Linked DNA regions of Homo sapiens: region 2 is linked to region 1. A link is an interaction called in ENCODE POLR2A ChIA-PET data of the cell type or tissue named here. Cell type or tissue: MCF 10A. All regions are shown on one strand.

Region 1 (4,000 bases):
CTTACATACCTAGTCTAACTGATGGTGCTGCAGTCTGTTTCCTTTGGGTTGGGCGGGGGAAGTCTCACCAGTATTGTCCCTTCATGGTCACCAGAAAGATGTTACCGGAAAGGGGTCCTGATCCAGACCCCAATAAAGGGTTTTTGGATCTCACACAAGAAAGAATTCAAGGCAAACCCATAGAGTAAAGTGAGAGCAAGTTTATTAAGAAAGTAAAGGAGCACTTTCGGAGGCCGAGGAGGGCGGATCACGGGTCAGGAGATCAAGACCATCCTGGCTAACATGGTGAAACCCCGTCTCTTCTAAAAATACAAAAAATTAGCTGGGTGTGGTGGTGGACGCCTGTAGTCCCAGCTACTCAGGGGGCTGAGGCAGGAGAATGGCATGAACCTGGGAGGCGGAGCTTGCAGTGAGCCAAGATTGCGCCACTGCACTCCAGCCTGGGCGACAGAACAAGACCTCAAAAAAAATAAAAAAAAAAAGTAAAGGAATAAAAGAATGGCTACTCCATATGCAGAGCAGCTCCTAGGGCTGCTGGGTGCCCATTTTTATGGTTATTTCTTGATTATATGCTAAATAAGGGGTGGATTATTCATGCTTCTCCTTTTTAGACCATATAGGGTAAATTCCTGACATTGCCATGGCATTTGTAAACTGTCGTGGTGCTGGTGGGAGTGTAGCAGTGAGGATGACCAGAGGTTGCTCTCATCCCCCTCTTGGTGGGTTTTGGCCGGCTTCTTTACTGCAACCTGTTTTATCAGCAAGGTCTTTATGATCTGTATCTTGTGCTGACCTGCTATCTCACTTTATGACTTAGAATGCCTACCTGTCTGGGAATTCAGCCCAGTAGGTCTCAGCCTTACTTTGCCCAGCCCCTATTCAAGATGGAGTTGCTCCTGTTTGAACACCTCTGACATGATGGGGAGATGGATTTAAGACTTTATCTCCCTTTCTCCTTGGGGGCAGTCCCAGATTAAAGCTTTCTTCCCTGGCAATACTCATTGTCTCAGTGATTGGCTTTCTGTGTGGTGAGCAGCAGGACCTAGACTGAACCCTTGGTGTTTTGATAACAGAATCTCTAAAAGACAGTGATAGTGTGGGAGGAGAAATCACGGGGGGACAGCATCTTTTCTAAAAACTATTGAATGTTTCTTCTGATCTGCCACTTTGTAAAAGAGGCAGCTACATTGACATGAAAGTTCTAGGTCTCCAAACCAAAAGCCAGAAGGTGTCCTCTCGTTGTTGATTTCAAATCCCTGAGAACAGATTTTCAGTTGTGCACACGTCGTTTACTTCCCTCTGTCCTCTTCCAATGCCAGGGTTTCTAGGGATGTCTACCACTCAGGTGCTTTCATCTGCTATCCATAACATTGCAACAGACCCATAGCATTACTAGAGTTCACCTCATGGTTTCAACCACTTGCAGATAACCCAAAGTTCTGCAACATGCAGTGATCTGTAATATGGTTGAGGACTGAAACTGCCTTTGCAAAAGTTATATCAGTGAGAAAATTAAAACAGTAAGCTAAGCTAACCCAAACCTCATCTTGCCTTTCCTTTCATTATTCCTGGGCTATTGGGCCAAGCTAACTTTGGAAGGCATTTAGATTACAGTTTAAATGATAATGGGTCTTGCCCAAAACTCAACTGCTTTTGTAAAGCTAATAGGAAGCCATGAGGCTGCAGGGGAGGATAGGAGCCTGGGTCCTGCTAAAGTGCAGACATTATTCCAGGGTTTATAAGACATGCAACTTCCCCAATTACTCCTACAAATAACACTACTATTATAGATTGGCCTTTTGAGATCTATTTCCAGGTTTTTTTGCATGTCTGACACTGACGGCTCCACCTGGACCAAAAACCCCGCTCTTGTGGCCCCACCCAGAAGTGATTCCTCCCACAGGAGGACAGCTTCAACATCCTATGAGTTCATCTCTGCCCCAACCAATCAGCAGCAAGTACCTGTTACCTGACCACCCTGACCCCTTCCCCCGAACTGCCTTTGAAAAACTCCTAACCTATGAGATTTGAATGAGATGATTTGAGTAGGAACTCCATCTCCCACGTGGCATGGCTGACTTCATGTCTATTAAACTGTTTCCCTCCTGCAAGGCTGTGGTTTTTCCTGATGCAGTGGGCAGGAATTACCCCTTGGGGCCTTACAGGACCAGATTTGAATTCAGGACCCATTGGCTGGTGATGAGGTGCTGGCATGGAAGGGTGAGCCAGAGCAGGCGTGGGCTGGGCAGTTGGGCTGGGCAGTTGGGCTGGCCGCCCGCCCGGAGCCACACCCGAGGGAGGCGTCCTCCTCTCCACCTGCCTTTCTAGGCTCAGGTCTCCCATTAAGTGCTTAAAAAGGCACTTCTTTGTTTCCTAAAAAAAGAAAAAAAATCCCCTAAGGAAGCTGCTACTGCTGGTAATGGAAGTGAAAAGATTGAACAATGAAAATGTCTTTCAAAATAACTTTTGGGTTCTATTTAGAAATCAAGAAATGTCTAATGGTACTATGTATGCTTTCTCAGGTATACCTTACTTGCACTTTGTAGGGGGAATTTTATACCACAGAAGGATTAATTTAAGAACTTCACAGGCTCAAGTGTTCTTCCTTTTGGAGATTCTATTCAATCAAACATATTAAAAGGCAACCACATCCCATATTTTAAAAATATTCCTATTTAATGTTAAAATCATGTAAACAAGATTTATAGTTTTAAGGTCTGTTGATAAAAATTATCTTATTCTTTCAAAATAAACTTCCATATTCTATATAACTATATATATAAATAAAATTATAGGTGGTATGTAATATGTTGTAAACATTTAATTAAACTTTTATTAGTTTTAATTGTGCAGTTTTCAAACATTTTCCGAGGCACTAAAAGTTGGTGGTCCCTAGTGCTATATGACCAAATGGACAACATTTATAATGTTATTTATAAATTTGGGCTTCATGAAGACATTGGTCTATATTCTCTCCTCTTCGAATGTCAACAGTGTAATGTAGTTTAGATCCTATGGATTGTGGCAGTGGCCATAATGATGTTATAAAGATTTCACACAGTGCCATATCTGCAAGGTGAGCAAATACTCAAATTAACAATTTCAGGCCGGGTGCGGTGGCTCATGGCTGTAATCCCAGCACTTTGGGAGGCCAAGGTGGGTGGATCACGAGGTTAAGACCATCCTGGCTAACACAGTGAAACCCCATCTCTACTAAAAATACAAAAAAATTAGCCAGGCATGGTGGCGGGTGCCTGTAGTCCCAGCTACTCGGGAGGCTGAGGCAGGAGAATGGCGTGAACCCAGGAGGCGGGGCTTGCAGTGAGCGGAGATCATGCCACTGCACTCCAGCCTGGGCACAAAGCGAGACTCCGTCACAAAAAAAAAAAAAAAACAATTTCATTCAGTCATTATTAGAGAGTTTATTAACAGCATGTACCTGCTAGAGTAATAGCTATGTGAGTATTTGTATCTCCATTCAACATCTACTTACCACCTACTGCCAGGGGAAATGTGCTTATCAAAAGTAATGTTATGGAAGAGGTGGGCTGCGTTACCATAGAATTAGAAGCTTACATGCTAATGGGGCCATTCATTCTGCCTAGATGGGGGATGGTGGGGGAGGGTCTAAGAAGGTTTCTCCAAGGAGCTGATATCTGAGTTGTGCCTTGAAAGAGAAGAAGGGTTTTGACAGATCAAGAAAGACAGAAGGCAAAACACAGATTCTCAGATCCCTGGGCTCAAGTGCCCACTGACTTGTTGGAGAGGGGATGCTCACTCTCAGGAAACAAACTAACACCATGATGTTGTAACCGCCTTTGCAAAAATCGTAACTGAGGAAATTATGACAGTGAAAGAGATCAGACCTAACTGACCCTGTTTTCCTTCTAATCTCTAAGCTGTCTTTGTTCATTCCTGGATGTAGGCCTAACTAGCCTTAGGAAGGAATTTAGCTTGTAGTTTAAACTCTGAAACAAAATTGATAATAGCCCTTTCCCCT
Region 2 (4,000 bases), 56 kb before region 1:
ATCTCTTCAGTTAGAGTGGAAATTTACTACCTTCTTTAATGTTTTGACTTAGATTTTGGGTGGGGTATATCTGCCCTAGCTTTCTTCCGCTCCTCTTCATCTTTAGGTAGAAGTTCTTTCTTCCTTTTTCTTTTTTTCTCTTTTCCTTTCTCTCCCCCTTCCCTCCTTCCCCTTCCCTTTTTCCTCCTTTTCTTCCTTCTTCCCAAAACAACTACAACAATAAAATAAAGATTTTGTGGAAGGGAATGTGTGCTAATTTTTGGAAGTTAAATATTGGCATGTAGCTTAAAGTACTACAATGTTTAAAACATTTTTTCCCTTCAATATAGGTAATGTACATGGGTGAAGAACATCTATTTAGTGTGGAGCAGATAACAGCCATGTTGTTGACTAAGCTGAAGGAAACTGCTGAAAACAGCCTCAAGAAACCAGTAACAGATTGTGTTATTTCAGTAAGTATAATTCAGCAAGGCAGTGTGTTTTATTTCATTTTTGCGTTCTTTGTATTACTTTTAAGTATGAAATGTGGGAAAGCTGTTCTTTAGTTACTAGAGACCGTGTTCTACTGGACTGTATTAACATGTGTTCCAGAGCATTACAAAGTAGATTTGAGTGATATTTTTAGCCAGAAGCGGCAAAGGTTCTTGACTGGAAATCAAAATCTCTTGTGAGACTTTTTGAAAATACAGATTTTGACTGGTTCCATTTGTGAGTATTCTAATACAGTTAGTTGCTGCACTATCAGGCTTGTACATTTAACACAGGAGCTTTTCACAGGTGAAAGAATTCTACCCTCCGTTGAGAAACCAGTGTATTAGGAGTTTTAAAACGTAGCTTACCAGTAGTGACAAAACCTAAATTTTTAACACTAGCAAGCCTGTTACCTTCAGTGGACAATTACTAGTTAGACTATCAAAGGGTACTTGAAATGGACAAAAGTCATCTTTTATTTGGACACCAAAAAGGTAAATTCTGCTCACCCAGGTGTCTTGGGTCACTTCTTGATAGGTTGTGGGGTATGCTTTTGGACTTAAATACAGCATGGTCTTTGCTCTATAGTATGAGCAACGTGGCCGGCTGAGATCAGTCAGCAACAAGCCTTTATGAATGAATGAGGCAGAAGAACTAACATTTCTCCTGCTGTCCTTGCAAGATGGGAAGTGTTTTAATCTCTGGCAAAATTAAAGAATTAAGTTATAAGTCAGTGGCTTCTCCCTCCCCACTCTCTCCCTTCCTTTTTTTTTTTTTTGCCACATTTTTTTTCCCCTGGTGAGCTGAGAAACTGATGGACGAAGTGTTCTGATTTGAAAGGTGAGCAGAGATCCACCTTTGCTCTTGCTCATGTCTCTCTCTCAAGCATCTACAAATATTTTGGACAACTTTGAAAAATCACCGTACTAAACTCTCTCTTAGGTACTTTGCACTTAAATGATTCTACGAATGTGTTGTTAGATACTTTTTTTCCTGAATAGTATCCTGAAGTGCTGCACTAGAAGGCAGTCAAAAAAGAATTACAACTAGAATAGCTCAAGTCAGTGCTGTAAGAAACCTCAGCCCTTGGGTTGTTTTTACTCTTAGGAAAATTGAAAGGCTTTGCCAAAAAGTGATTTTGTAATCTTAACAGGTTGACTGAATTAAAGAGCACCTCAGTGAATAGCAGAACTGAAAGGGTGGTGGCATATGTTAGAATTAGCTCTTTAAGTTCCTGTAGTTTTTACCTATAGTTTAATTATGTTGAACATTAAATGTTGACCTAGCATTATAATTTCCTAATGCCAGTAGAAACTTACAACTAGTTTGGAAGCAGATTTGATCTGCTTTAATTTCAAGTTTTCTCTTAGATTTATGTAACTTTGAATATGTCTTATGAAACTCCTGATTAATTTTTATTTCAGCTTGAACTTGGTTATAAGAAAGACTATTTTGATCCTGTAATTTTGGGACAGCCTTTTCAAAAGTAGTTACTGTTTCTGAAGGTTAAGGAGCTTGCAGAAAACTAAAGCCCTATTTCTGTTTTGTGACTTGGCGAGGCACCTACTTAGCTGGACTGTTGTGAATTTATAAGTGGTTTGTGAGGAATTTCTAAGTATATTTTGTGTTCTAGATAATTCAAAATTTTTTGTTTGTTTGTAGGTCCCCTCCTTCTTTACAGATGCTGAGAGGCGATCTGTGTTAGATGCTGCACAGATTGTTGGCCTAAACTGTTTAAGACTTATGAATGACATGACAGCTGGTAAGGAAAAGGCATTTGTGTGGAAGTGAATATACTATCAGAACTAAAGATGTTCTCAGTGCTATTACTTTCTTATAGATACAGAAACACAGCCTGTTAAAAAGTCAAGTCAGATTTGAAAACAAAAGTCTACCTCTTAAAATGCTTATGGTTAATGAGAAATTGGTATTTTATCAAACTTATGAATCTGCTTTCATTAGAGAATTCTTTTCATGTTTTTTAATCCTTTGAAAATGTAGGTTGGATTTAGCTTTGTTTCCTTACATTGCATTTATAGTTAGGAAGCAATTTTTCCCACAATCTTAAAATTCTGGGCTTCAAAACTACCTTGGCTTATAAGTAAATGATTTAGTTTAAAAAATTTTTTTTTATCTACTGAACTGTAGATAGGTGATCATTTATCAAATATTGCTTTAAGCCTGTACTATTTGAATGTGTTAGGCTAGGTATTGTGGATATACAGAGGTGATTACAGCATCTCTTTCTTGAGCTTTTGGTAGTTTATTATGATTACAGATGAACAAAAAATCAGTTAAGGAAAAAAATCAGTTTTTATGCTGAAAAGTTTTACTCATATTTCTGTTAGGTTTTTGGAAAACTGTTAAATATTGGTAAAAATATGTTTTTAGGTATACATGTTTAGAAATACAGTTGTTTAAAGTTCAGAAAAAAACTTTTTAAGGTTGATCAGCTATTTAGCTCAGATCTAAAAATTGGTAGGAACTATAGTTGCTGTAGTTGTATATTAAATTCTTAATTTTTTTGGATAAGCGGTGTCCTAGCAGGTTGTGGTTAAAATGTAAGTATTGCATAATGAGTCTGATACTGTCTGTGATACGTGGTTATGTTTCACTGTATTCACGCCATATGTTTTGTCTAGCACATCTCCATATATTGAAAAGTGATAGAGCATTGTTCTGAAATCAGAAAGAGAGTAATAATTAATTCCAAGAAAATCAGTGTGAAGTCAGGTATAAAAGGAATGTAATGTGTTCACCTTTAATTGTTTCAAGTTAATAGTCAAGCTTCCTGCATGTGTAATTTTATGTAACAGTGAGATTCCTAAGAAAATGTGAACCAAAGAATTGAAACATACTTATTTTTTGTAGTTGCTTTGAATTACGGAATTTATAAGCAGGATCTCCCAAGCCTGGATGAGAAACCTCGGATAGTGGTTTTTGTTGATATGGGACATTCAGCTTTTCAAGTGTCTGCTTGTGCTTTTAACAAGGGAAAATTGAAGGTAAAGTCATACATTGGAACTCAGTGTCCAAAACACGTTAAGTGTTGTGACTTTAAGCTACTGAGCCTCTTTACTAGGCTTTTTCTTCTTGGTAATGAAGAGTTTTATTTTAGGTAAAGATGTTAACAGGAAACGGTTGCTAAGGTTGAGCTCCATAAAGATGATGTAATTGTCTTAGCATACTCTTAAGTGTTCTTGTTTAGGAAAGAAAAGGCTTTTTACAGTTATTTTCTATGTAGTCATTTAAAAGTCAAAAATATCTTAGAGATTTATTCCTGACTGATTTGGATTTCATGTTATAATTTAAATATAGTCTTGAGTCTCTTAGTCTTTCATTGTTTGAGTAGTAATATTTAAGATTCTAGTTACAAATGTGATTGAAAATAACCAGACTATTTGTTGTTTCAACCAAATTAGGTACTGGGAACAGCTTTTGATCCTTTCTTAGGAGGAAAAAACTTCGATGAAAAGTTAGTGGAACATTTTTGTGCAGAATTTAAAACTAAGTACAAGTTGGATGCAAA

Evidence for each region. Peaks named below come from ENCODE experiments on the same cell type or tissue, not always from the same donor. Only the 100,000 strongest peaks of a DNase experiment are listed, where the experiment ranks them.
Region 2: POLR2A ChIA-PET joins it to region 1 with 8 read pairs; 2 of 35 experiments call an interaction of 5 or more read pairs at or near these places.

What each region holds. Positions count from the first base shown.
Region 1 is chr13:31,095,038-31,099,037 of GRCh38, reverse strand. It overlaps the pseudogene WDR95P. Among named protein-coding and RNA genes, the nearest start is that of HSPH1, 65 kb to the left of the region's middle. In MCF 10A, no CTCF peak of the experiment used is centred here; a DNase peak (open chromatin) is centred at 2,227.
Region 2 is chr13:31,151,085-31,155,084 of GRCh38, reverse strand. HSPH1 (heat shock protein family H (Hsp110) member 1) reads left to right here. Exons shown (of 18, transcript NM_006644.4): 4 at 330-452; 5 at 2,134-2,233; 6 at 3,343-3,476; 7 at 3,894-4,000. Among named protein-coding and RNA genes, the nearest start is that of HSPH1, 8.8 kb to the left of the region's middle. In MCF 10A, no CTCF peak of the experiment used is centred here; no DNase peak of the experiment used is centred here.